Regions from separate parts of the Mus musculus genome. Here region 2 is linked to region 1. A link is a loop called in an ENCODE intact Hi-C map of the cell type or tissue named here. Cell type or tissue: gastrocnemius. All regions are shown on one strand.

Evidence for each region. Peaks named below come from ENCODE experiments on the same cell type or tissue, not always from the same donor. Only the 100,000 strongest peaks of a DNase experiment are listed, where the experiment ranks them.
Region 2: it touches region 1 in a loop (2.1-fold over the local background); 14 of 42 quality-filtered maps call a loop at or near these places.

Annotation. Positions count from the first base shown.
Region 1 is chr11:115,350,340-115,358,339 of GRCm38, reverse strand. Hid1 (HID1 domain containing) reads left to right here. Exons shown (of 19, transcript NM_001346774.1): 7 at 1,498-1,720; 8 at 1,919-1,975; 9 at 2,906-3,046; 10 at 3,225-3,315; 11 at 3,603-3,754; 12 at 3,862-3,940; 13 at 5,591-5,755; 14 at 7,194-7,421; 15 at 7,742-7,848. Among named protein-coding and RNA genes, the nearest start is that of Hid1, 13 kb to the left of the region's middle. In gastrocnemius, a CTCF peak has its summit at 3,977 (motif pointing right); a DNase peak (open chromatin) is centred at 3,974.
Region 2 is chr11:115,423,342-115,431,341 of GRCm38, reverse strand. Kctd2 (potassium channel tetramerisation domain containing 2) reads right to left here. Exons shown (of 6, transcript NM_183285.3): 3 at 6,767-6,858; 4 at 3,814-3,909; 5 at 1,937-2,062; 6 at 68-1,029. The coding sequence ends at 1,000. Among named protein-coding and RNA genes, the nearest start is that of Kctd2, 7.2 kb to the right of the region's middle. In gastrocnemius, a CTCF peak has its summit at 3,294 (motif pointing left); DNase peaks (open chromatin) are centred at 1,858 and 3,246; H3K4me3 peaks cover 717 bases; H3K27ac peaks cover 1,552 bases.

The DNA of each region.
Region 1 (8,000 bases):
AGAACCGCATTGTTTAGTAGAAATATAATGTAAGGGGCTTGAAATGTAGCTCTGTGTATAGAGTGCTTGTCTACTATGCATGGAGCCCTGGATGAACTGGGTGTGGCGGCACAGGGCTGTAATCCCAGCATTCCGGAGGTGGAGGCAGATCAATCAAGAAGTTTAGGGTCATCCTTGGCTACTAGTGAGTTCTGGGCTAGCCTATGGTACATAAGACCCTTTCTTGAAAGCAAAAAGGAAGAGAACTTATATATTTTATTTAGCTCGGTACATTTAAAAACGTGAGCCTTAAATTTGTAATGAGTATATAGAGCTATTGCTATCATTTGCATTTCCTTTCCTCACGTTTCCTTCCCTGAATCCAGTGTGTACCTTATACTTCCAGCGTCAGCTGGATCAACCGCTCAAGAGCACTTAGTCGCCAGCCACATGTGGCTGTGGTTGCTCTTTGGGACAGTGGGTAGAGAAGAGGGTCTGAGGACCACCCTGATAGATGGAAAAGTCTGGATCGTGCGGGACTCAAGAGGGATATGGGGACACTTATGAGTACATGGGGGTGCCACATAGTCATCAGTGGGACAGAGTACTTGAAGCATACACCCCAGCTGTGCACACCCAGCTGTGCAACCCAGCTGTGCACACCCAGCTGTACACACTCAGCTGTGCATACCCAGCTGTACATACCCAGCTGTGCACACCCAGCTGTGCAATCCAGCTGTGCACACTCAGCTGTGCAATCCAGCTGTGTACACCCAGCTGTGCCCCTGTGCAGCTAACACAGGTGTTAGCATTCTAAACTTTTAACCTTACTCCTTCTGGAAGCTGACCCCTGCATGACATGGCTCCCCTCTGGGTTTTGCTGGTTCCCTGCTTTTTATCACCACAAGAGAGGGTCTCCAAGTGTCCCACAATGCTGGCCACAATCAGAGCCTGGCCAGGGTTTCTTCTCATAGCTATGCCAGGCACACAGCAACACTTTGTCACTTGCTCACTCACCTAACCTCTTGGATCTCAGTCTCCTCATATGTAAGATGAGGAGCTTGAACCTTGACATCTATGGACCGGATTCAAGTCATACTGTAGCCTGGGAGCCAGGGGATGGAGCTGGTTTCTGCTCCCCAAGGGGAGGCTGTCTTTTCCTTGCTCCTCTAACCTCTTGCCTGTAACCCCAGTGGAGGGTGTGTGACCCCAAGAACTGAGAAGGGCGTGAGCACGTTCTCTACAGGGAGTCCATCCCTGTGTAATGGACTCCTCTGCTCTTGGCCCAGCTTGTCCCTGATCAGAGTCAGCCACATGCATGGATAGGGAGGGCATTTTCTATTCAGGAAGGGACAAGCTCGTCCTTCTGCCTTCTGCCTGATAGCACAGCTCCCTGGCTGTGGCTGTGGCTGTGGCTGTGGCTGTGGCTGTGGCTGTGGCTGTGGCTGTGGCTGTGGCTGGAGAGGCAGGCGTGCCCAAGGGAGCATCCCTGCAGCCTTGCTCTGTGCTCTCTCGCAGACACGCGCTGCCCCTCTTCACTTCACTCCTCAACACCGTGTGTGCCTATGACCCTGTGGGCTACGGGATCCCCTACAACCACCTGCTCTTCTCGGACTACCGGGAGCCCCTGGTGGAGGAGGCTGCTCAGGTGCTTATTGTCACCTTGGACCATGACAGTGCTACCAGCACCAGCCCCACCGTGGACGGCACCACCACGGGCACAGCTATGGATGATGCTGATGTAAGGACCGGATGGGGAGATGGCTGGGGGGCAGATGGTATCTCCATTAGCACAAGCCATGGGCAAAAGGCACACACCATGGGAGGCAGCTCGTGGTATGCCTGGAGCGGGGGAGGGTCCAACTTTGGAAAGCTCACTGCTGCTATCCAGGCAGACCTGAGTGAGGGATCTGCTCACCATAGCTCCTCTCCTTGGCAGCCTCCAGGGCCCGAGAACCTGTTTGTGAACTACCTGTCCCGAATTCATCGTGAGGAGGTGAGTTAGGCACAGCGGGGGTGGGGGAGATTCTAACTGCCCACCATCTGCAATGGCTGTGCCTTTGTGGGGCTAGAGGAGTCTTGCTCTCCTGCATGAAGGAGCATAGCCATCCTAAGTAAAACAATGATGGCAGTGCTTGGGGGATTTCGATGCATTGAAAGGATTGGTGGGAGCTGGGGCTGTGTGGTTCAGTTGGCAGAGCACTTGCCTAATGCACACAAAGCCTTCGTCGATCTCCAGCATCACACAATCAAGATTCGGTGGTGCATGACTGAAAAGCCAGCCTCTGAGAAGTAGAGGCAGGAGGTTTAGAAGCTTAGGGTTGTTCTTGGCTAGCCTGAACTACAGGCGACTCTGTCGTTAAAAGTAAATAAATAAAAGAAGGAAAGAAAAGAAATGATTTACAGTCAGTCTTAGCTGAGCCAGGGTAACAAGAGGGCTTCCCAAAGGAGGAGGTTTGCTGAGAGGCTGGGGTTCAGGGGTGGGAGGAACTGCGGCCTTAAAGTCCAGGCAGACTCAAGTTGGGGGGGGGGTGTTACAAGGGACTGTGGCTGAGCATGTCCCCGTCCCACAAAGATCAAAGCTGAGCACAGCCCAGCTTGTGGGGTGTGCTCAGAAGCTGACAGAACTGGGGAGGACTCCTGTGTGATGGGGGATGGGAGGAGCAGGACAGCGGCTACCAACAAGGAAATTAGGTGGTCAGGGGTCCATCTGGGGGGTTGCCAGGAGCTGCAGCCTTGCGTAGGGGATCTTCTGACCTGCTGGAGAGGGGGCCAGAGGCTGAACTTCCCAGGGTACTAGCAGTAAGAGCCAAACCCAGGTCCTCTGGGCTCTGGAGATTGACAAGGTTATGGGAGAATGAGGAGACATCTGTAGGGTATAGCTGGAGGGAGCTGGACTGGAAGGGCCTCTGCTTTGCCCTCTCAGGACTTCCAGTTCATCCTCAAGGGGATCGCTCGGCTGCTGTCCAATCCCCTGCTCCAGACCTACCTTCCCAACTCCACCAAGAAGATCCAGTTTCACCAGGAGTTGCTTGTTCTCTTCTGGAAACTCTGTGACTTCAACAAGGTGAGCGGACTCCAGGGCCCAGCCTGTCGGTGACAGTCGTGAGGAGACATTGCTGATGGATTAGTGGGGTCCAGAGACCAAGGACTCGGGTAGCATCTGGGCCTCCACAGCCTAGGTGGGAGAAGGTGAGGCAGAGCTAGTCCTCTCACTGATGCAGCCCGCTCTCTCTCATTCCCAGAAATTCCTCTTCTTTGTACTGAAGAGCAGTGACGTGCTGGATATCCTGGTTCCTATCCTCTATTTTCTCAACGACGCCCGGGCAGATCAATGTACGACAGTAGTGGGCCTGGGATGCTGCGGTAGCTATGGGGTCTTGATTTCCGGTGGAGTCTAGCCAGTCTGTCCTACCTCCCAGAAGCTCAAGCCTGGTGCCCTACCCTCCCACACGGCATTTCCTTGAACCTGTAACCTCCCACAGGGGCTTCCCTTGAACCCTAACCTCCAACGGGGTTTCCTTGAACCCCTAAAGATGGGTCCTTGCTTCTCCCTCCCTCCCCCTCCCCCTCCCCCTCCCCCTCCATGCTCTGTGTAACGCCTCCTGTGTTGTATACCCCAGCTCGGGTGGGCTTGATGCACATCGGGGTCTTCATCCTGCTGCTCCTGAGTGGGGAGAGGAACTTTGGGGTACGGCTGAACAAGCCCTACTCAGTGCGCGTGCCCATGGACATCCCGGTCTTCACAGGCACACATGCAGATTTGCTCATTGTGGTAAGGGGGTGTGCATGGTCAGCCCTGAGGGTTGGGGTGACATTCTCTTCTTGGCTGGATTTGGAGGTAGTGGGTAACTCATGCCCTCCCCCTCCCTCCCTGTACAGGTATTCCACAAAATCATCACCAGCGGTCATCAGCGGTTGCAACCCCTCTTCGACTGCCTGCTCACCATTGTGGTCAACGGTAGGGGCCCAGAGCCTAACTTCCCCATGATCACCAGCAGGTGGCGCTAGGCCACAGGTTCACTAGCCGCCAGTTCCCGGGCTTCATGAACAGAAACAGCAAGCTACATGTTACAGCTAAGCTTTCTAGTACTCTAGAAGGGGCAACAGTAACAGAGAGCCCATGAAATGGCTCAGCAGGTAAAAGCTCTTGCCATGCAAGACTGGCGTAAAAATGGAAGGAGAAAGTTGGCGGCCCAAAATTGTCCTATGACCTTCACGTATACATGTATTACATACAATAATCAATAAGCTAGACATGAATAGAATATAAAAATCATTGAGGTAGCCTATGCTCTGTTTCACACTCAGTCTTCAAAATCGTGTGTGTGTGTGTGTGTGTGTGTGTGTGTGTGTGTGTATGTGTATGTGAGTGTGTGTTCTGTCCCTGCAGGACATCCCAGTTGAGACTGGCTGTATTGCAGACATTTAATGGCCACATGTGGCTGCTGGCTATTTATTGTGTGTTAAAGATTTGGGCTATCAGTTACAGTGTGGGGATTTCGAGAGCATCTTAAAGGGCTACAGGCTGCTTGCTCTCTGGGAAAGGAGCCAGGAGGGTTCAGGAGGGTCCAGCTTGGCTGGGGTTAGGGGGTAGCAGTAGGGTGGAGCAGAATGACTTTTGTGGATGTCTTTAGGCCAGCTGGTTCCTTGACTGGTCTAGTTAACATTCCTGTTGATGTAACAAATACGCTTAAGTTTATTTGGCTTATAATTCCCATCATTGAGCAGGGAGGGGAAGTCAAGGCAGGAAGCAGCTAGTCACATGACATCCATAGCCAGAAACAGCAAAACTAACAGATCATTGCTTGCCAGCTGGCTGCATATGCATGCTCAGATAACTTTCTCTGCTCCTAACTGTTCAGGGCCCAGCCTAAGGAATGGTGCCGCCCACATTCATAGTGGATCTCTCGACCTGAGTTAACAATTTAGATAATTCCTCACTGAACTCTCTTCCCAAGTGGTTGCGAGTCGTGTCAGGTTGACAGCATAAACTAACAATATACCGTCCACGGTGTGATTTGAACTTCTGAGTGTCTGGGGTGGCTCATGGTTCTAAGGGCTCTCGCTGAGTTGTGGGCTCTGTGTGTTGATTCTAACAAGTCCTAGTTGAATCCCTGACAAGCAAGGCCAGCTTTGAGAATGCCTCTGTAAACAAGACAGTCCCTGTTCCCATTCCCTGGGACCTTCATCTGAGCCAGGGGAAGAGGCAGACAGCAGGGACGCACACAGGTCAAGACGTAGTTTCCTCTCCAACTTCCACTCACAAAGCTGTGCTGAGGAATACATATCGAGTGACAGCATCTTGCCACTCTTAAAGGATGTCACATCCCGAGTTAGCACCCCTGTCCTGTCATTTTATTGCTGGGAAACGGGCTCAGTTTATGACCCTCTCTGAACCCCAGTTTCTTTATCTACACTCCTGTCTCTGTCCTTCCTCCCTCTGGGTTGGGGAGATGCTTGGGAGAGATGAGCTGAGTGTGCCTCAAAGTCTCAGGGGGTCTCTGCAGGGGACAGGGGATGGAGGACGGGGATCAGTTGAGATGAGCTGCCCCGTCCTGGCCTGGCCTCTGCAGGGATGGCCCAGAACAAGCTGACTCCTCCCTTACAGTGTCTCCCTACCTCAAGAGCCTGTCCATGGTGACTGCCAACAAGCTCCTGCATCTGCTCGAGGCCTTCTCGACCACCTGGTTCCTCTTCTCGGCATCTCAGAACCACCATCTGGTCTTCTTCCTTCTGGAGGTCTTCAACAACATTATCCAGTACCAGTTTGATGGTGAGGCGCTGACCTGAGCCCCTGTGTAAGAAAGCCTCAGCCCACGAGTCCTGCCTGTGCACTGATTGAGGCAGTGGGGAATCAAGGTGTGCCTTGTCCCTCTTGGAGCTCACAGCTGGGTATGGAGTCACAGGCAGGGGGCGGGGCTTTAGGCGGACAACCTGACCCACTGAACAAGAGAGTTCATTTAGAATTGGCCGGCTGGAAATCTCAGAGTGGGAAGAGCTCTGCTGGCTGTCACGCAGGTGCCTGACCAGCATCACAGGTACAAATATAAGTCTCAGCAAGCATGCGCTCTGTGGCCAAGCGCACGTCGGCCCCGAAGCCTTGGTCCCCTCATCCCTACGATGCTCATAATGCGGCTGCTGTAAGTCCCTCTTGCAGGGCACACATCTTTAATCGCAGAGGCAGGTGGATCTCTGAGTTGGAGGCCAGCCTGGTCTACAGTGTAAGTGCCAGGATAGCCAGGGCTACATAGACAAACCATGTCTCTAAAAACAAAAAACAACCCCCAACTTCCCCCTCCCCAGAATATATTGGAAGGCTTAATAACTCACACACGCAAAAACAAAACAAAAACAAAAACAAAAACAAAAACACCCAGCACAGCAAATATTAGCAATTATTGTTACTATTTCCAAAGTAAGTAAAATTTAGATGTATATTTGAGTGATGAGTGAGCATTCAGTAGGCAGAAAAGCATTGCTTGGGAAGGGACATGTGCAAAGGCCCTGGGGTAGATGTTAAGCTAAAGGCTCTAGACACGGGGCTAGAAAGGTAGATGGGGGCACTGAGTGCTCTGGAGAGCTTTGCGTCTTCCCCCGACAGCTGTGGGAACTTGGAGGTAGATGGTGGAGGACAGACACACACAACAGTGTCCTTCTGGACTTCCCTGTGGCTCACTGAGAGGTTACATATTTAATGTTGGGTTGGTGTGGGGCTCAGGCTATCCCACCATGCCTGATGATCCCTGAGTAGTGATCAGCTGCAAGGGGATTTCAAGACAGTGTAAGCAGGACACCGAGGAGCTCAGGGCTAAGCTGTTTCCCTGCAGCCTAACATCAGGGATCCCCACAACCTAACGTCTCGGTATCTTCATCACCTAATATGTAGGCGTCCCCACAGCCTAGCTTCTCGGCATCCCTCACAGCCTAACATCAGGGATGCCCACAACCTAACCTCCCAGTATCTCCTACAGCCTAACATCAGGCATCTCTACAACCTAACTTGTATTTCCTACAGCCTAACCCTCCACCATTGCCACTGATACCCATACAGTTGGGTCTGTCCCACTCTGACTCTAGCTACCCTGTCCAGTCCTTATCCCTGGGGCAGATGTCTTACTGTCATCTCATTAACTGCCCTCTGGTCCTGGAAGCCAGCCCAGATGTGGAGTGGGAAGCAAAGCTCTCTGAGGACAGACTCGTTCCTCCCACAGGCAATTCCAACCTGGTCTATGCCATCATCCGTAAACGTGCGGTCTTCCACCAGCTGGCCAACCTGCCCACTGACCCACCCTCCATCCACAAGGCACTTCAGCGGCGGCGGAGGACACCAGAGCCCCTGTCCCGTACTGGTTCCCAGGAGGGAACGTCCATGGAGGGATCCCGCCCTGCTGCCCCTGCAGAACCAGGCACCCTTAAGACTAGCCTGGTGGCCACTCCAGGTCTGGATGCTGTCAGGCTAGGAGAGTGTGGGGCTTGGCTGGGGGTGTATTGTGAGGGGGTGAGTGTGATCTCTGGGGTGTCTTTCCCATTTAGGAAGGCAAGGAAAAGCAATTCAGCAGCATGTAGGGGTGGAAGTACTGTGTGGGCCTAGGTCGCTTGATGGGGGTTAGAGGAGGTACATGGGCAGGGCTCAGAACTGAGATTAGCTATAGGAGGGAAGGGCAAACACAATATCTCAGCTGTGAATGGGGAGCACACAGCCTCTAGTACCAGAAGGGTACTATGGCATGTCCCTCTCTTCCTCCTGTGTCCCACCCAGGCATCGACAAGCTGACAGAGAAATCCCAGGTATCAGAGGACGGCACCTTGAGGTCTCTAGAGCCCGAATCCCAGCAAAGCTCAGCAGAAAACAGCCCATCTGATGGGGTAGGTACTGGGGATGCCTGGGAGATGGCACTGAGTGTCACTTAGTTTCCTTTCTCTCCAAACCCTCAAGTGTGGGAGTGGGTAAGGCCGGGGTACTCTGAGGTGGCCATGTTAGAACAAGGGACTCGTGGCTGGCATCACTGAACCAGAGG
Region 2 (8,000 bases), 73 kb before region 1:
ACACAGAGCGGGGGACGATGATGCTGAAGAGCTAGATTGTCGCAAGAATGAAGGAGAGACACAGGTATCACCTATCAGCGCATGTTCAAGAGACAACCACAAACACACCACCACTTTTAGCTATGACAATATGACACATTTGGCAGCGTCCACAGAACAGCCTTCCTCACCCCAAGCCATTACAGAGGCCCACAAAGTCCTTTCTCTTTGGTCCAGTTCAAGAAGCTGGGGGAGGAAGACGGGGTCAACCAGGTAGGAAAAGGCTGCAGAAGCAGTTACAGCAACTGCTCAGTCCCGATGTCCATCTAGCACGGCTTAGGATGCCGCAGCCTCAAACCTCTGGGTGAGGATGGGCTACGAGGGGCCTGGCTGAGAGACACCAGGTGATCCACTCGTGGGACCAGGAACAGCAACTCCCACGCTCCAACCACACTACAGGACACCTTATCCTCCTGCCTCTGAGGCTCTGTTCATAGGATTGTGGGTCCTTCAGCAACTTTGTTCTGTACCCAGAACTTGGGTCCACCACACTAACACGGAATGCCCTGCCCAGGGAAGAATGGTCCAAGCAGCTGCTCATGTCCATCATGGCGCACGCAGGCTGAGACCAGGCACAGCTCAGGACAAGCCTTCTTCCTCGGCTCAGGCTTTTAGAAAAGCATCTAGACTGTTCCAGGGAGCTAGACCTTACTCCTTTCCCCCCAACTCCCCACAAGCTCCAGCCAGGGACCCATCCCAGATGCTGTTGTGAAGGTCTGTTCTAACACTGGCTAGAAAACAAAAGCAGGTTTCTGAAAAGGGACCGTGCAGCCAGAGGCGCACTGTCTTCATCCAGGCGGTGGGGCTCCTCTGGCTTGGCCGGCCGGACACCACTTCTCGGGACCAGGCGCAGCTTTGCTTTGCAGTAGCTCGGTTACTGTACAGGTGCAGGATCTCCGTCGCAGCTGCTGGGCCGATTGCTCTCTTGCCTTCAGGGTTCTGAAACTTCAGACTGTCCGCTTACATTCGAGAGCCTCTCTCCTGAAGAATCTAAGTGGATGGGGGAAGACAGAGTCACCTGAGTAACTGTTGGGAGCCAAGGCCCATGGGGTCGGGGTGCAGCTCAGGGGTGGAGCTGTACACAACCTGGGCAAGGCTGGGTCTCCAGCACCAGATGGCTGCAGGGATTTAAGTCACAGGAAAGCTGATGACAGTGAACAATTTTAAAATGATTTAAAACCTCCGGTAGTTGCTTCCTCTGGGCCCTGTGGACAGCATACAATCTGTTGTCAGCCTATCTAGCAAGGCAGGCTCAGAGCCTCTGCTCACTGGGTACCTGAGTGCAATGGGTTCTCTTGCCAGGTACAGATGACCAGAAGGTTCTGTGCTGTTAGACCAAAGTTTTCCAAGTTAAAGAAAGCGGCTCACAGTCAGCACACAGGTTCTTCACAAGTGTGTAGTGTGTGTCTGCAGGGCACTGTGTGGAAGAGAAGGGAGGAATGGATTGTCAAGGAGCAAGGCAGACACTACTTGAGTCTAGACACAAACAAGAGCCTTCACCATCCTGACAGGATACAAACCTGCCCTGGTCCAGGCTCAGCTCCCATCAGCTTTTCGAGTGTGGCATAAGTGTGCACATGTGTGGGTGTGCATGCAGGGTGGCGGCCAGAGTGGAAACGGCTCCTCTTGCTCTGTCACTCTGTCACTCTCCACCTCCTTTTGTTTTCCCTTGGGGACGAGGGCTCTCACTGAAGCTGGGGCTCACCAGTCTGGCTATGCTTGCCACCTCCCCAGACCCAACAAATCCTGATTTAAATCCAGCCTCTAGCAGAGTGTGGTGAGAGGAAGCTCGTAGCTGCAGAAGGAGTGGAAGAAAGCCAGCAGCAACCTGGCAAAGCTGGAGAGAGCTGGGCACAGGGAGGCAGAGGACAGCTGGGGGAAAGAAGCAGTGTCCTACCTTGGCCTTTTCGCTCGGCTCTATGACGATGCCATTGGTAGAATTATTTAGTTCTCTGGAGACAACACAGAGGAATTCTGCCTGGTCTTCATTTCCATAGTTATAGGAAGAGCCAATGCTGATTAACTGACAAAACACAAAGATGGTGGATGACTCTGCAACCATACAGACAGGACCTAAGAACACTCAAGGGCAAAACAAACAAACAAACAAACACCCCCCCCCCACAAAACCAAATCAAACCACAAAACCCAAACCAAACCAAACCAACTTCCTTGCCACAGAACCCTCCCCTCCCTCAACTGGACTTTGTAGCTTTATCCTTCAGAGAATAAACATTCTCTGAGGTAGGATTAAACGGATCTCCAATCTAGGGAGGAGAAGCCAATCATGAGGAAGACGGGTCTGAGTTCTATCCTCTCCCCCTCACCCAAGCACTCGACACCATCCCAAAGGCATCAGGAGCGTCAGTAATGTAGTCACTGCCTGTGTCCACTGAGGTACGCCACCAAGCAAATGAGCCCTCCTCAGCCCCACCTGCTCCCACTCGTACTTTCTCTAGACAAGAGACTGAACACAGAGACGTGGCAGTACCAAGAGAACCACTCTGTGGCCACCAAAAGTCACAAGCCATGGTATTCTTAACCTTCTTGGAGACACAATCCAGCATTGAACTCTAAAGTGGAAGTGCACACAGAGGAGGCCGGCAGAGAGCGAGTGTAGCCTCGTAAGCACTCACAGCCTCAAGCCGGGTCCTCCTGTCGCAAGGCTGGGGTGCCCCACACTCCCCTTTCTCATCTACACCTTGGAGACAATAAGAATAGACTTCACTCTCCCTTAGGACATCTCCACTTCAGGACTAGAAGCACAGCTCATTAGCAGGGCACGTGCCTGGACTGCATGAGGCCACAGGTTCAAACCCCAGGACTGCGATAACATAAAAGTCACATTAAAAACCATCTATCACCTTCACAAAGAAAAGCCACGCATCTATTTTTACTTTAATTTTTTACATGTAATTTATAAAAATAACTTCTGCTTCAGATTATGCTCCAGGAAAAACAGCCGTGACTATAAACGTTGTGCAGCATTTGGCCACCCACAGCTGACTGGGAACGAGGGACCCATGTGACAGTGGGACTGATCCTGAAGGGAGAGAGGGACCTCTCTCTCTAGCTATAAAGTGACAGCCTTGATACAAGCTGTGGCTTTTGTTCCTTCAGTGACCTTCTGGTGCCAGGTCAGCTGGCTCTGCAGCGCCACGTAAACGCAGTCACCTCCAGACAAAAGCTCACTCCCTTCACGCAGGCTCCCGCCCCAGGGCTGAGGCAACAGGAGATGCACTAGGCTGCCACCTAATGGAAGGAAGTGGTAAATCCAGATTCTCAGGGGCTTTCTGTTCAAATGACCCCCATTCTAAGCACAAGGCATAGGAAGGGAAAGAGAATGCTGGGAAATGACCCTGCACACTCGTGTGTCTGATCCCCCACAGCACACTGCGATGCACACACCCAGAATTATACGGCTCCTGTTGAAGCCAGCCTTCTTTAGGACTAACAGAATGGCAGAGCACTTCTGACAGGAAATCTCTGAGGCAGAGACAAGCAAAAGGAGGCGCTTCTGAGTCTTTCATGACATACCGGCACTGCCAAGTTCCGATTCCGGATGTGAAGCCAGAAAAGCCTCGGTCCTCTTCCCAGCCCTCCCCAGCCGCCTGCCCGGCACAGCACTGAGCGAGCAATGCACACCAAGGAGCTCTTTTCTTTGAATGAAAATAGGGTCACACACCTCACTCACCCCCACCTCGGGGCTACTGCCTGGCTGGTTGTGACTCCCTGAGATGACATGCTGGGGTTGCTTCTCTTTGAGCAACATACCTGTTCAAATTTCCAGCCATCAGACATAGTGGAGACCATCTGCGTGAGCTCTTCCTCTTGACACTGCAGGACCCTGTACACGTGCTTCACGGGGCCCTGCAACAACAGGCCGACTAGGTCAGCAGCGTGGGGGCCCCCAGCAGGACCCACCGCCCACAGTTGCCTGGGAGTAGGTTCTCAGACCACCCACTACCTCACTCTCCAAACAGCACCATGGGGTGCAGGAAAGCTCACCAGCTACAAGAACAGAAAGCAAGGCAACGGACAGCTCGTGTGACAATAGGAAAGTCACTTTTTATATGTTACTTAGATGCTAAAATACGCAATGTAATTTTGGTGCTCCAGACTAAATATAAATGGTTATGGAAATTACCTTTTGGAAAAGCTATTTTTATTTATGTGTATGTATGTGTATGGCATGTGTTTGTGGGTGTCCGTAGAAGACCTATGAAGATGTAGGACTCCCTGGAGCTGAAGTTACAGGTGGCTGTAAGACACTCAACACAGGTCCTTAGCCAGTCCAGCAGGGACTCTTACCTGCTGAGCCAGCTGTTCAGCCTCATACTGTCTTCTTTTTGAGACAGGGTCTCACTATGTAGTCCTAGCTGTCCGGGAACTCATTATGTAGAACACATTGGCCTTGAACTCAAGATTCATCTTCCTCTGCCTCCCAAGCACTGGGCTAACAGCATGCACTATCACACCTGGCACGTCTGTCGAAAATGTCCTGGAATTCACTGTATATCCCAACCTGGTCTCAAACTCCTGATTCTGCCCTGTTTTCATTTCCCATGTGTTGGGACTACAGCATGCTGCCTGCCAATGGCAACTTTGTATTAATATATTGTCACATCAAGAAGAAAACACACACTCTACAGATACTCATTAGTTTCCCTTTGCTGAGGCTACCAGGAAGCTGCCAGTGTTTAACAGTATATTCCTGTTACAGAGGTGTGAGACAACAAGAAAGAAACATTTATTTTCTGTCTGCATTCCTGCCTAGCTTCCCCATGGCCTAGGATTTCCTGAGTAACTGTGGTGGGTGTGGAGCACTCAGAAAGCTAAAACAGGAGGGCAGAGAGTCCAGGAGAGCTAGGGCTGTACAAAGAGGCTGCATGTCAAAACTCTAAGAAACATAAAAAGTGTCTTTTGGGGCTGGGTATGTGGCTCAGCAGCGGAGTCACTGTCTAGTACTGTGTGACCCTGGCTTCCACCCTAGACAGACACACTGAGAGGCAAAACCATAAACCAGAGGATAATGACTACAACACAGCTCTAAGACAGGAACACCCTTCTTTGTAAATACAGACAAACCGCTGACAACCCCTTTGGTTCTAGCCATTTATTTGCCTATACATTTTGGAAGCAATCAGGGCATCCCAAAATCTGTGATATTGGCCAGAGTGGGCAAAGTCCCTAGGATCTAAGCTGCCGTTGGCTCTCTTTTTCCTCTTCCAGAGTCAATCCTCCTGTGCTCCAAAAAGAATCAAGACTAACTACCAAATAAATACACAAACATACATGAACAGAAAAGTATTTAGAAACCTGTCAGACACCGAGAGAGAGAGAGACAGACAGACAGACAGACAGACAGACAGAGAAGAGACGAGACCACGGCAAACACGGGCTTAGGGACCCCACACCTCGGGCTCTGCTTGAACACCTGCCTTGTACATCTGGCAGTGCACAAGTTCAAAGAGGTAAGATCTAGAAATCTACACAGCCAACCAACTGAATCTGAGAAGACATAGACAGGAAAGAGGGCACCTTTCAATATTACTACCATCCCACTTCTCAGCGTTCTCTTCATGAAAAGGACAGATGGGAGATCATCAACATAAAAGGCCCTGGCTTTCCCAGAACCAGAAAGCTTCCAACTGGGTGTCTGTCGGTGCTGAAGCCTCCGAGCCTGGAGGGCTGATTCAGTAACTGCTGCCGTCAAATAGAAACCCTAGGATGCTCTCAAGGGAGCAACTCATTGCCAGGGATGCAGAGCACTCAGGCTCCAGGATTCGGGTGGCTTCAGATTACACAATTCAGGGTACCATAAAACTTCTACTAAGCACTCTTTTATTTTAGATTGTGGGAAGCTGGGGGTAAAGCTAGACTTCCAGGACCTCTATTACTAAATATCTACAAGGCAAGATGCCCTGGGGATGGAAGATGGCCAGAAGTAGAGAGCACAGGGTCCTGTTTCCCATCTACCAAGTAGAAGTCTACTGTGGACATCAACAAAAAGCCTTCTAGCAGACAGAGTAAGCCTCCCGTCTTTGCAAACGCCTCAGAGGAGTGGCTAAGCAGCTGATTGACCTTTCTTTAATGGGAAGACACCACTTGTCATCAGACAGGTGGCTATGGCCGTTCTTATACAAAGAAGAGAGTCTTTTCTCTCTTGCTAGACTCCAAAGTTCTTGGGAGCAAAGACCCTCCCCTGTTACAAAATCCCAAGGGCTCCCACCCACAGAAGGAAGGGCTCAGCACTGATGAAGGGCTGGGAGAAGCTGGAGTATGCCCCACTCTCTGCCTGCCTTACAGGAGGCACTTTCATTATCACATCTAAGTCGGTATAAAAACCCAAAGCTGTGAGAGCATGAGGCTGAACATCGTGTTCTCCACAGCACGACTCAGACGCTTCTGAGTGGCTTGTAGGCTTCCTCTGAGGGACTCATGCTCCACCAGTAAGAACGAGCTCTCTGGGCTGCAATCCCAGCACTAGGGAAGCTGAGGCAGGGGAGTGCAAGACCTCGCTGGGCCCTTCCCACAGCCACTGTTGAACAGTACCACTATCCTGAAGGGCTGGGGCTGCTCTGTCTCCTCCGCTCCTCAGTTCCCACTCTGAACCAGCCTGGCCCTCCAGCCCAGAGGGCAGAGCATCCTTTTCACATCACAGACAGACAGACAGACAGACAGCTGCCTGGACAGGTTTTGTCCTTAGCAGTTCCAGACATCTTACTTGTGAAGTTCTGTTCTCATTGTCTCGTATCCTTTCCTTAACCAGCCGCACGAGAGATGCGATATTGTAAAACTCTGCTTCTTCCAGCACACCTAGAAGAAGGACCAGGCTGTGGTCAGAGAGGTGTGAGCCCAGGGGGAACAGCAAGGCAAGGCTTGCCTTCCAAGTACTGCATTTTCCAAACACAAATCTCATCTCCCCTTCAGCCTAGGAAATGTAAATCTGACTCTGTTCTCCAGGGCTTGCCCACAGAGTTCACACTGAGGGGAATCAAACACAGGGTGCACCCTCCCGTCTCACCCGTCCTGCTCACTATGTCCCTATGTCACCTGTTCCTGGAACCTGCCACACTGGACAGTTCCCAACCCTGCAGCCTTTTCTTGTTTTCTCTAAAAAGGACAGATTGATAGAGACATGTATATTAACTTACACGTTTAATAGGATAATTATTTCAGTCAGGCTGGGCAGTGGCAGAAATCTTGCCTCAACTAATAACAAACGTGTGTGTGTGGGGGGGGGCAATCAGTGGCTCCTCTCGTGGTAAACAAAATCAAAGATTTTAGATAGAGTAATTATGGGATATCTGCTCCTGAGCTAGGAAAAAAAATGCTCTAATGAACATTATTACGATTGAGAAGCTGGGAAGGGGTGCAGATAAACAATCAATATCAAATCTCCTGAGCTGTTAAGGAGGATCATGCCAAGGTCCTGGTTTTAGAGTAACACAGAGAATTATTATTACTTTTTGAGACAGGGTTTTTCTGTATAGCACTCCCTCTGTAGACCAGGCTGGCCTTGAACTCAGAGATTCACCTGCCTCTGCCTCCCGAGTGCTGGGATTAAAGGCGTGTGCCACCACGCCTGGCTGAGAATTATTAAGGAACAGAATTCAAAATCTAGCCTCAAACAGTTCAGAAGTAAAACCTCTTAGGAGACTGAGGGAGGAGAGGTAGGGGTAGAAGCGCCCAGGGGACAAAGTTTAGTGGCTTCAAAACCAAACCAAACCAAACCAAGCCAAATAAATGACCAAAGCTGGTGAATCTTGGTAAAGGAAACTTTGTATTAGTCATGCTTTCTTTTTCTAAGCCCAAAATTATTTCAAAATAAAGTGTTTTCAAAATTATTTCTGTCAATTATTTATTGTTGTCAGGTGTGGTGGCTTTAATGCCTTTAATCCCAGCAGCAGCAGCAGCAGCAGCAGCAGCAGACTCTGTGAGTTCAAAGTCAGCCAGCA